Regions from separate parts of the Homo sapiens genome. Here region 2 is linked to region 1. The links are chromatin contacts, found by Hi-C or POLR2A ChIA-PET in ENCODE. All regions are on one chromosome and are shown on one strand. Each heading gives the region's core, a stretch centred on a gene start or an enhancer-like site at or near the end of the contact. The rest is flanking DNA. Distances are from core to core; before and after follow the strand shown.

Evidence for each region. Hi-C counts contacts between places; a loop is a spot of excess contacts on that map. ChIA-PET counts read pairs that join two places held with the same protein, here RNA polymerase II (POLR2A). Pooled maps may share reads with other maps.
Region 2: a loop to region 1 is called in a map of ascending aorta, with 8 times the contacts of the local background. The contact joins two enhancer-like sites. A Hi-C loop is called at or near these places in 9 of 168 maps with a recorded cell type or tissue (aorta, ascending aorta, cardiac septum and 4 more) and 12 of 50 pooled maps. POLR2A ChIA-PET finds 5 or more read pairs at or near these places in 3 of 52 experiments (H1, HCT116 and MCF 10A).

The regions. Positions count from the first base shown.
Region 1 is chr4:183,840,687-183,846,276 of GRCh38, forward strand. It overlaps a transcript of STOX2 not described here. Among named protein-coding and RNA genes, the nearest start is that of STOX2, 62 kb to the right of the region's middle. Within about 2 kb of position 2,870, at least 3 of the 41 ENCODE cell types and tissues checked have a DNase peak (open chromatin) inside an H3K27ac peak, as active enhancers do; they include ascending aorta and heart right ventricle, where a contact is called at or near this core.
Region 2 is chr4:183,874,217-183,879,806 of GRCh38, forward strand. It overlaps a transcript of STOX2 not described here. Among named protein-coding and RNA genes, the nearest start is that of STOX2, 28 kb to the right of the region's middle. RefSeq lists an enhancer at 4,155-4,907. Within about 2 kb of position 2,400, at least 23 of the 41 ENCODE cell types and tissues checked have a DNase peak (open chromatin) inside an H3K27ac peak, as active enhancers do; they include ascending aorta and heart right ventricle, where a contact is called at or near this core.

The DNA.
Region 1 (5,590 bases), core at 1,620-4,119:
ATTCTCATACTCTGAAGCTTAGCTCATATGCATATTTCAGACTTGCCAGAGCCCCTCTTCAGTGGCTTGAGACTTGGTCTTAATCTTTTTGTCTGACTACAAAAAAAGTTCAGTGATGTGGTTAGTGTGTTCTTAGAGACACTGCACACTGTGGATCTGCGGGAGAGAGTTTCACTCATTGTATTCTGTTATTTTTTTTGAGACAGGGTCTCACTCTGTTGCCCAGGCTGGAGTGCTGTGGCGGGATCTCAGCTCGCTGCAATCTCCGCCTCCTGGGCTCAAGCAATCCTCCCACCTCAGCCTCCTGAGTAGCTGGGATTACAGGTGCACACCACTACATCCGGCTAATTTTTGTATTTTTAGTAGAGATAGGGTTTCACCATGTTGCCCAGGCTGGTCTCAAATTCTTGGGCTCAAGTGATCTGCCCGCCCCGACCTCCCGTGCTGGGATTACAGGCGTGTGTCACCACGCCCGGTTCAGTTTTCATCGTAGTATTTATTTATTTATTTATTTATTTATTTATTTATTTATTTATAGACAGGTTCTAGCTGTGTGGCTCAGGCTTGAGTATGGGGTGTGATCATAGCTTACTGGAGACTTAGCTTCCTGGGTAGCTAGTACTATAGGTGCATGCCACCACACCAGGCTAGTACTGTAGGTGCATGCCACCATACCAGGCTAATTATTATTACTATTTTTTATTTTTAGAGAGACAGGAACTTGCACTGTTACCCAGGCTGGTCTTATATTCCTGACCTCAAAAGATGCTCCCTCCTCGGCCTCCCAAAGTTCTGGGATTACAGGCTTGAGCCACTGTGCCACGCCGTAGTATTATGAAATCATCAGAACCCTTGGTAGCGTGCGATTTCTTCCTCCATCTCTTGTGCTCAGCCTGCTTCTTATTTTAAAATGAGGTTCATTTGTAAGTTGCCTTGCTCACTATTTTTGAACATTTAAAACAACTTTTTAGAATAGGTAAGAAGTTGAGAAAATAGAGACAGAAAAAAATACACAGCTTATTAAGGCATTCCAAAATACATGCCAGATGATTATACAGAGCAACTCTTATTTTAGGAATTTCTTATTGGATGAATGATGAAATCAAATACTAAGTTGGCTTTGCATAATCAAGATATTGGAAAATAGTGGGTAAGGTAAATGCTTATGGTGGGAATTTAATTTTCCCATAGAGTCATACAATTTGAAAGAGTCATTTATATGGGAAAAAAAAACTTGACTGTGGAATTATTAATACCAGCCTTACTTTCAGCAAGGGCTGTGTCCTTGCCAGTGTGTGGCTTAAGTAATGAATTTCCTCATATAATCCCTGTAAGAAAAGTTAGATGGATAATGAAGCCACTTGATCCTTTCATGCTCATTGCCACATATATTCATTAAAATATCACACAGGTAATTCCTCATTTCCCTAGTAGCTCTTACCACCTTTCCAGATTTGAGTGTTGAAGAGACCAGTCTTCTTACTGGCTGCCCCAGGCATTCAGCAAAACTCAGTCTTTGTAGGAATGTCTTAGATCTGCTTTTTTAGATGGAACCTAGTCTATATCAGTTTACTAGTTCCATACGACGTGGCTAAACTCATTTTTCAGATGCTTTGAATGGAGTATAGAAGACTATTGCTTTACTAAAAAAGCAAACATGAAAACTTCAAGCCTCACAGTCAGCTCCTATCAATTTCCCTTTAATTACCTCCTCAAGTACCTGTTAATGGCTCATTAGTTATAAAAATAAATTATAGGTACTCTGCCACCCTGTTTGTAGTTTCTTTAGTTTTTGATTTCGCTAACCCCAGGAAAATGGATGTGTGGCAATAATACAGGAATGTGAATCAAATTGCTCTGTAATTTTATATATTTAATAAAGTATACAGCAGGGCCGTGTGCACATGGGGTTAAGCTGTGGTGGAGGAAAGTGCTCTGTGAGAAAACTGAAGTCCTCATACACCATGTTGGCTGCCTATGTTTCATTTCACGACATAGTGCTCAGCAAATAGGGCTGATTGGTTTTCAGTCCGGTTTTGTGTGGTTTTAGGTTCATAATGGTTCCTTTTCATATATGGCCTTTGAAACTTGCTTGACACTGCAGTCATCTCTCATAGATAAAATAGGTCACAGTGAGTTTTAAATTCTTTTTTTTTTTTTTTGAAATAAAAATGTTATTCAGGCCGGGTGTGGTGGCTCACGCCTGTGATCCCAGCACTTTGGGAGGCCAAGGCGGGTGGATCACAAGGTCAGGAGTTCAAGACCAGCCTAGCCAAGATGGCGAAACCCCATCTCTACTAAAAAATACAAAAATCAGCCAAGCATGGTGGCAGGTGCCTGTAATCCCAGCTACTCGGGAGACTGAGGCAGAGAATTGCTTGAACCCAGGAGGCAGAGGTTGCAGCGAGCCAAGATCGCGCCACCGTACTCCACCCTGAGAGACAGAGCGAGACTCCATCTCAAAAAAAAAAAAAAAAGAAAAAGAAAAAGAAAAAGAAAAATGTTTTTAAAATAAAATTGCAGGTGGTATCCCAATCTGCAAGGATAAAAGCAGAATGACTCTTTTTGGGAGGAGGGAGAAGAATCTCAGAACCTTGGCCACACAGTTCACACAGAGACGTCACCCTGACCCGTAGGACTCCGCAGAACTCAGTGTGAAAAACACCAAAATAGAAGATGAAATCATTTTTATGCTTAAGTACTAAATATTTCCACTCAATTTTTAGACTTGTTCAGCCACAAATGTAGACAGAAACATTGTGTACCTTCCTGGGCACTGAACTTTAGATCAGGAGTTGGCAAACTTTTTCCACAGAGGGCTAGATAGTGTATGCTTTCGACTGTGGGGCCATATGGTCTCTGTCACCACTACTCAGCTCTGCTGCCGTGGCACAAAAGCAGCCAGGGACATTATGGAAATCGCATGAGCGTGGCTGTGTTCCAGTAAAGCTCTGTGCATGCCAAAATTTGGATTCCATATAATTTTCACATATGATGAAATATTGTTTTGATTTTTTCTGATTTTAGCAAAAAGATACTCTCGGCTCTTTTTCTTCTTTGAGTTTTAGTTATTATAAAGGTAATACCATGAAAGAACATTTCAAAAGGATGAGAAACTCATCTTTAATTCCATAATCCATGTTCTTTTCTTCATACGTCACTGTATCTTATAATAATTGTAATTATAGTTGACCCACAGTTCTGTACTTTTGCTTTTACTTACTTAATTTTTTATACGTAAATCATAGTTTATGTAGTGTAGGTGTAAAATTCTGAAAATAAATTATGTTTACTTTTCTTTAATGTTACTTATTTAATTGCATCTACTCCCAGTGTTCTTCTACCCAATCCGAATTTCTAATCTTTTTAAAAGCAATCTAATAATTGTTTCTTAAAAAAACAAAATTATTATTCAATTTGGTGAATTTGTATTTGTTGGTATTCTGGAATATAAATCTCTGAAAAAGGGACACCCCATTGCAAGTAGATATGAGGATGGCAGTCATTTTCTTCCTCCAACCCTTAACACTGTCTTGGAGAGTTCCCATGTTCCGGTTGAATATTTTGGTACTGAAAAATGTCTTCAGGAAAGCAACAATTGTTTTCCTAGAAAAAAAACCTGAGAACTCATTTCTCTCTTTAGGTTGCCTGACATTTGTAGCTGAGTGAAACCATGGTGAGCATTGATTTATTTTACTATAAAATTATCAGTTTTACTCACTCAAACAATCCTTTTATATTAAAAATATTTTAAAAATAAAAGCAGGGTATTGTTTTGCTTTACTAAATGGAGTCACCTCTTTTTCTCTTACTTTTGACAATTTGGTTGTCAAATTGTGTGAATTGTGAAAAAATAGCCCTGAGTACAGAGAATTTTTACCTCAGGGATATCAAAAAAGTCATGTTAGTAATAAAATAAGCCATTGATTGTGTTAAAACTCAAGGTGGGTCATTTAATTGCAGTTATTAAAAAGTTCTTTCATTATTTACCTCTGGGAGAGACTGTAGGTAGGACTGTAAGATTATTAATGAAAATGCGTGTAGATTGGTTTAAATGATTCAGCTTCATCTCACCAAGGAGTTAGCATGTTCATTCATTTTACAAAAGTGTATTGAGCACCTCGCCTACTATGTCTTGAGTAATTTGTTAGACATACAAAGTTGACTAAAACATGGACTCTGACCCCAAGGCTAAAATGTTATTTCACATGTGCACAGTGCTTTACAGATTACAAATGACATCATTACATCCTCATAAGAATCTCATGAAGCAGATGTTGGTTCCATTTCATTCATGATGAAACTAAAACATAGAAAACATAATAGTCTCCCCAAGGCTGCCTGTAGCACAGTTCCTTAGATTCCCAATCAGGTGACCTTTCCAAACTGTAGAGATGGCTCTATAATAGTTTAAAAAGGAGAGATAAGAAATGTCCACCATAGGTAAATACAAAATAGACAGTAATACGTACAATCACAGAAGTTCAGCTAAAGTGGTACAGGAGTCCAGAAGACGGAGAGATGGCTTCTGGGTAGGGGATGGATAAAGGGCATAAGGACTAGGGATAGGGATGGATGGACTGTGCACTTTCAGGGCAGGGGAAGATCATTCCATCCAGAGCCGGAAAAGCTTCAGAAAAGCTTAAGCCAGGTGGGATATGGCATGGGAAGAATGGAAATAGGAACAGTCAGTGGTTCAATTTACCTTGAAGATAGAATATATCACATGGAATTATTAGAGATGAGGACAAAAAGATGGAAAAGAAACACATCTTCCAGGTCTTTGATGCCAGGCCATAAAGCTTGAATTTTTTTTTGCTGGAAGTGGAGAGCCATCTGAGGCTTCTAAGCAGAAGTGTGCTAATCTGGCAGCAGTTTTGAACAAGGGAGTTGCAAACTCACATACCTGTAAAGGCCATGAAGATAATAGAGAAGTGATGTGGAGAGGATACAGCAAAAAGAGAAGTATTCTCCAGGGGACCATCCACCATTCAATGCTTTGGGAATGCAATCTCTCATTCTGCTGCAGATTTACAGTTCTCCTCTGCATATGTGCTTTATTAAGTTACATCTTTATACGATGTGTTCCCATTGACATAGATTTGTAACTTTTATGTGGTTATGTTTTAAATCTTACAGAAAAAAGGAGTTAATAGTCAAATATACTTTAATACTGACTTTTATATGTACTTATGTAGTGTACTTATAATATGTACTTAACAGTGTTCTTTATTTCTTCGTGCATATTGAATTATTGTCTAGTATTTTTTCATTTCAACCTGAAGGATTTTTTGTAGGGCAGGTTTACTAGTGACAAACCCTCTTGAGTTTTTGTCTATCTTGGAATGCCTTAATTTCTTCTTCAATTTTGAAGGATAGTTTGCTGAATATAAAATTCTTAATGGACAGTTTGTTTTCTTTCAGCACTTTGCATGTCATCCTATTGCCTTCTGGCCTCCGTGGCTTCTGATGAGAAATTAACTGTTAATCTTACTGTGTATACCTTGTGACAAGGCTGTTTTCTCTTGCTGCTTCCAGGATTCTCTTTTTGTATTTCGACAGTTACATTATAATGTATCTTGTTTTGGAC
Region 2 (5,590 bases), core at 1,150-3,649, 33 kb after region 1:
GTAGCCCCATTTGGGATATTTTCTTATCAGTGACACTGGGAGAAAGGCTTCATCCCTTGGTAAAAGTGACCCTTTTGCATGCCATTTTTCTTTGGTTGTGCAGGGGGTTTTATTATTTTCTTCAACCCTAGCCTCCCTGCAGTCATAACTGAATAAGAAAGTCTCTTTGTATTTGCTCCCTTTTAGAGAAGGAGGACAGTCCTTAGGTTTACAGAGGTTCTCTTTAAGCAACTGCAATATTTGATTGACTCCTGGAAAGCTCAGAGTCTCAGGAGGACTGAAGATTATTAATGAGCTTTTACCTTTGTTGTGTATTTTAAAATGTACTTATTATTCTAAGCAATTATACAGAACTCTTTCTAATAGCATTTTTGTTCTTGATCTGTAGAACAGGGCACTTATATATGCAGAGACTATATATATATATTGGCCGGGCGCGGTGGCTCACGCCTGTAATCCCAACACTTTGGGAGGCCGAGGCGGGCGGATCACGAGGTCAGGAGATCGAGACCATCCTGGCTAACACGGTGAAACCCCGTCTCTAGTAAAAATACAAAAAATTAGCCGGGCGAGCTGGCAGGCGCCTGTAGTCCCAGCTACGCGGGAGGCTGAGGCAGGAGAATGGCGTGAACCCAGGAGGCGGAGCTTGCAGTGAGCCAAGATCATGCCACTGCACTCCAGCCTGGGCGATGGCGAGACTCCGCCTCAAAAAAAAAAAAAAAAAAAAAAAAAAAAAATATATATATATATATATATATATATATATATATATATATAAAACTTAGAATTTTGCAGTGTGAATTAAGTTTACATGTTGTGGGATAGCTTTGGTTTCTGTGATTTCTCAAGAACAGAGTCACATACATCTCAAGAGCTCCTGTCCTTCCACTGTCTGCAGACTTAGTGGCCCTGGGCTGCCTCTTTCCCTGACCAACATTTGTCTCAAGTAGTCACCAACAATGCCCATATTATTACAGGGTGATGGGGACTGTGGAGAAACTGAGTTCTAAATTTCTCTTCTTGTCTTTATTCTCTTAAAATAAGGAAAGTCCTTCTTTCTCTCCCTTCCCTCCGCTTCCTCAAGGCTTTCATGGTAGGTGGTGGTGAATACCTTGGCTGGGGTTTTAGAAGATGGGGCAGGGGAAGGAGGCAATTGTGGTTTTGTTTTCTGTTCCTTATTGATAGCACTTCCGCAGAGGCCAGTGGCTTTTCTAGGGAGAGTCTGTGTTTGCCCCAGGCGAAGCCTCCCATTTTATGGAGGAGCCTGTGATAGTCGGGACTGTGTTCCCTGGAGGGCTCCCTCTCACTGTGTGGGAGCCCGAGGCCTGGTGGAGCGGGCTTTGCAGCCTCCTCCTTTCATGCAGCAGTAGCTGGTGTCTCCTTTGCAAAGCCCTCTAAGAAAATTGAGTGGCAGCCTGTGTTTTGTCAAAGAAGGATGGAAGAGGAGGGTATACTTAAAACCTGGGTCTTGAGAGGATGAGCTCCGCTCGTTTTAGTCTCACATGAGTACTTTTATCATTATTGTTGTTGCTATTATTGGAGACAGGCAGGAGTCAAGTGCCATGATGGTGGCCCACTGCAGCCTTGACCGCCCAGGCTCAAGCGATCCTCCCATCTCAGCTTCCCGAGCAGCTGTGACCACAGATACATGCCACCACGCTGGGCTAATTTTTTAAAAATTTATTTGTAAAGATGGGGTCTTACTATGTTGCTCAGGTCCATCCAGGGAGGAGTGATCCTCCTGCCTCAGCCTCCCAAAATGCTGGGATTACAGGTGTGAGCCACTGCACCTGGCCACATGAATACTTTAGATACTGTTGACCAGAGGCCCCATATCAGCTAGAATTGTTGCAGGTGCATGTTGCCTATGTTCACCTTGATCCCCATGAGTTCTCCAAGAGGTGCAGATCTCTTGATGACCCAAGCTCTGCGTCTTGCAGACACCTGAACCCTGTGTCTGGCCCACACAGTTCTCTGACAGAGACTGTCTACAATTTGAACTTCAAGGGGCGACTCCCAGGCGGTCTGATGCATTACCCCTGACTTGGCCAGGTCCCAAGCTCTTGGCAGCCTCCCAGACTGCAAAGGCTGTGCGTAATGGCTTTCCAGAGAGTGTGCAGCAGGCCCGGGAGGCCTGGGCTCCTTTCCTTTGGGGGAGATGCCAGCTTTGGCTCAGCCTCCTGGTTGGCTCTGACCAGGAGGTCAGATAAGTGGATGACGTAAGTGGATGACGGATAGGCTTCTTGGTATTCCTTGTTTATGGTATTAATAACCAGACATGGAACTGCACCAGAAAGGAGGTTTTTAAAAGTGAAAGTAGTTAGTCATGTTGAGCCGGGATGGCAAGGAGAGGTTGCCAGCGCCAGTGGTTTGAAAGGTGCTGAGGCCCCACCTGTATGGAGGCAGCCGCTCAGGGTGCCTGCTGAGCTGTCAGTAGTTCTCATTGTCCCGTAGGGGACCCAGCACCTCCCCTCCTCTCTGCTGCCCAGCCCTGTGGCCTGAGCCAAGTCGTTCACGGCTGCGCCTCCCACTTTCTTGTCTGCAGAGCGAGTGGGGTTGCCAGGAAGGTCATGTAAACCAGTGAAGTGGGCCAAGCGGGCATTCTATTCTGACGTTTCTTGAAACGTGCACAAAGCCCTGTGAGTTCCATTGTGAGTGCGAATGGAGAAGCGTTTTCTAGACTGAGAACGGTTGACAGTAGTTCCTGCATCCTGGAACATGGCCGTGCCGTTCAGTCTTTGTGTTGGGGAGGGTCTTGGAGAATGTGTGGCCCCTCTATAGGGCCACCACTCGGCTTCAGGAAAAAAGGCCCATACTATGAGACTGTGTTTTTTGGGTTTTTTTAATGCTATAAATCTGTAAAACTTACCCAATTTCAAAAAATATGATGAGGACCAAAACTAAAAAAATTATATGTGGGCAGAATTTGCTGAGTCTTCCATCTTTGGGATAAAAACAATCTCTTTTAGCTCTAAGTTCTGTGAGTCTCTGATTCTTGCTATCCCCTGAACTAAAGTCCTGCTACTCAAAGCGTATGGTCTGGGGACCAGCACGTCAGCATCTCCTTTGAGCTCAAGAGAAATGAAGAATCTCGGGTCCGCACACAGACCTACAGGATCTGCATTTTAACCAGATCCCAAACATTTCCAGAAAGATGATGCTAAAATGTTTTGGAGTAGGGGAAACATGAACACCAGCCAGTATGTTAGCATGAATCTGGTTTTCAGGTTAATTCACTGACCAAAAGAATCAATGGATCAGAGCATATAGAGATTACTTTTGACCAAGGGAGAAAATAGGGTCTGTAACTTTGTTGCAGAGCCGTTTTGCATGCTCTGTATGCGTGCTCTGCACAGTGGAGTGGGACGCATGGAAGCTTTGAGTTTCTGGTTGAGGATAAAGCGTTATTAACTTTATTAAGAATTTTAAGCACCTGCCTCATGCCGCACTTCCGCTGCTGCTGCTGCTGCTGCTGTGTTTTTGAGAAGGAATCTCGCTCTGTCTCCCAGGCTGGAGTACAGTGGGGCGATCTTGGCTTACTGCAACCTCTACCTCCTGAGCTCAAGTGATTCTCGTGCCTCAGCCTCCCAAGTAGCTGGGACTACAGGTGCCTGCCACCACACCTGACTAATTTTTTTTTTCTTTTTACTTTTAGTAGAGACGGGGTCTCACCCTGTTGGCCAGGCTGGTCTTGAACTCTTGACCCCAAGTAATCTGCCTTCCTCGGCCTCCCAAAGTGCTGGGATTACAGGTGTGAGCCACAGTACCTGGCTTATGCCACACTTTCACATAATTTATCCTATTAAGCCCTGACAACAGTATCTTGAGGTAAGAATTATCACTTGAAGTTTTTAGACCTGGAAACTGAGTTGCAGAAAGCTTGAGGAACCATCCAAGGCCACTTGCTTGCTAGGAGAGGAAAGAGCTGTGATTTGCACCCAGGAGATCTAAGAAGAGCTTGTCCAGTGCAAGCTTCATTTATACAACTCTGCCATGGCCTGCCCTTGCTGGAGACATTTTTAGATTCAGTGAACCTGCCTGGTAAAGGTGCCATTTGTAGAATTCCCAGGAATAAGAAAAACTAAAATGCAGGCCTTGTAATGCTGCTCCAAGTTTATTCATTATGTTTTGTTTTTTGGTGTTTTTTGAAACAGCTATTACTTAAGCTTTCATTGGTGGTTTTGGCCACGGAAAAGCAGCTACAAAATAAGAAATATTTGTCACTTCATAAGGACCAATTATTCTGTTTTAACAGTCGTTTTCTGGGTTTAATCCAGCAAGTTGGGTCCTGATTTTGATTTGGAATTAGAATTACAGACAATAGCAAATTGAGAACATACATGCAATCTTGGTGTTGAAAGAAAACCAAATGAGTGTGAATCTAAAAAGCATGTTCATTGTGCACCTTTAATGAAAAAATTTTCTGTATAACGACCTCTTCAATTTAGTATTTAACATTTCAAAGGACTTTGAAGGACTCTGCCTTCTCAAAAGTTGTCAAAGATTTTAGCTATTGTCATCATTAGACTTCAAAGCAGAAACTGCAGGCTATTTTAATGCCAATGCTTTTAATCCTAACCTTTGTATTGAGATTAGGAGCACAAAGGATGGCCCGTAAGGGGTGAGCTGAGTTTTTCTATTTTGTTTTCTTTTTCTTTTCCCTAAAGATTTACAGTGAAAGCTCTGCTCTCTAGAATTGTTCTTTACTCATGGATAGTTTTTTTTTTTTTTTAGGTCTAAACTATTTTGAAATCTGCACAATGGTGTCTGTTATTAAAAAAGAACAGCCACAGTAATGAAAGGACTTGGCACTTACAGATCAATTTCATGTGCCCACAGCCTGTTTCTGTAAAAGATCAAGAGCCATAAATCTCTCCCAAATTATCTGTGTTTGTTATTATTTTAGTGTTTGAAGATTAGACGTGTGTATGGGGTGAAGGAGTTGGTGAGAATTATGTGTAGAGACCCCAGGCAGCCTCAGGCCAGCCTCGCGAAGGCATGTCCCCGGGCTCACTGCCACCCTCTCTCTCACCATCTCATCCTTCTTCACCTCCATGAGCCCTACACACATCCCTTGTACGCCTTTCTGCTCTCGGCCCATACATCAAGCATGGACATATTTGTGCAGTGTCCTCACGGAGCAAAAACAGAAGCACACGGTGGCTCTATGCTGGCCTCACTCTGGAGGAAACCACAGAGCTCCGGCAATGAATAGTTTCTCGGGTGTTTGTGCATCGCACGAGTTCACAATGCGGCTGGGCGCTGGGATACAGTGAGTGACTTTCTCTTCTCATGGGCCCTAACATCAGGTAGGCTTGTGTAGCCGTAAGTTAAGTGAGCCGCATCTCCATGATCTCTTCTGTCCCTGGCAATGTCAGATGCCTCGCGTTGGTGTGGCACCTTTCACCATTTCTCCACGGACAACTCCATCTATTAATTTCTTGGAGAAATCTGGAGCCCAGATTTAGGGGGCTCAAGTGGCATAGTTGATTTGCTGCTGATGAGTGGAAGGAAGGGTTAGTGGGAACCTGTTGGGTCTATGGCCAGCTTTGGAGGAGGCTTGGGGGATGGGAGCAGGATGCTAAATACA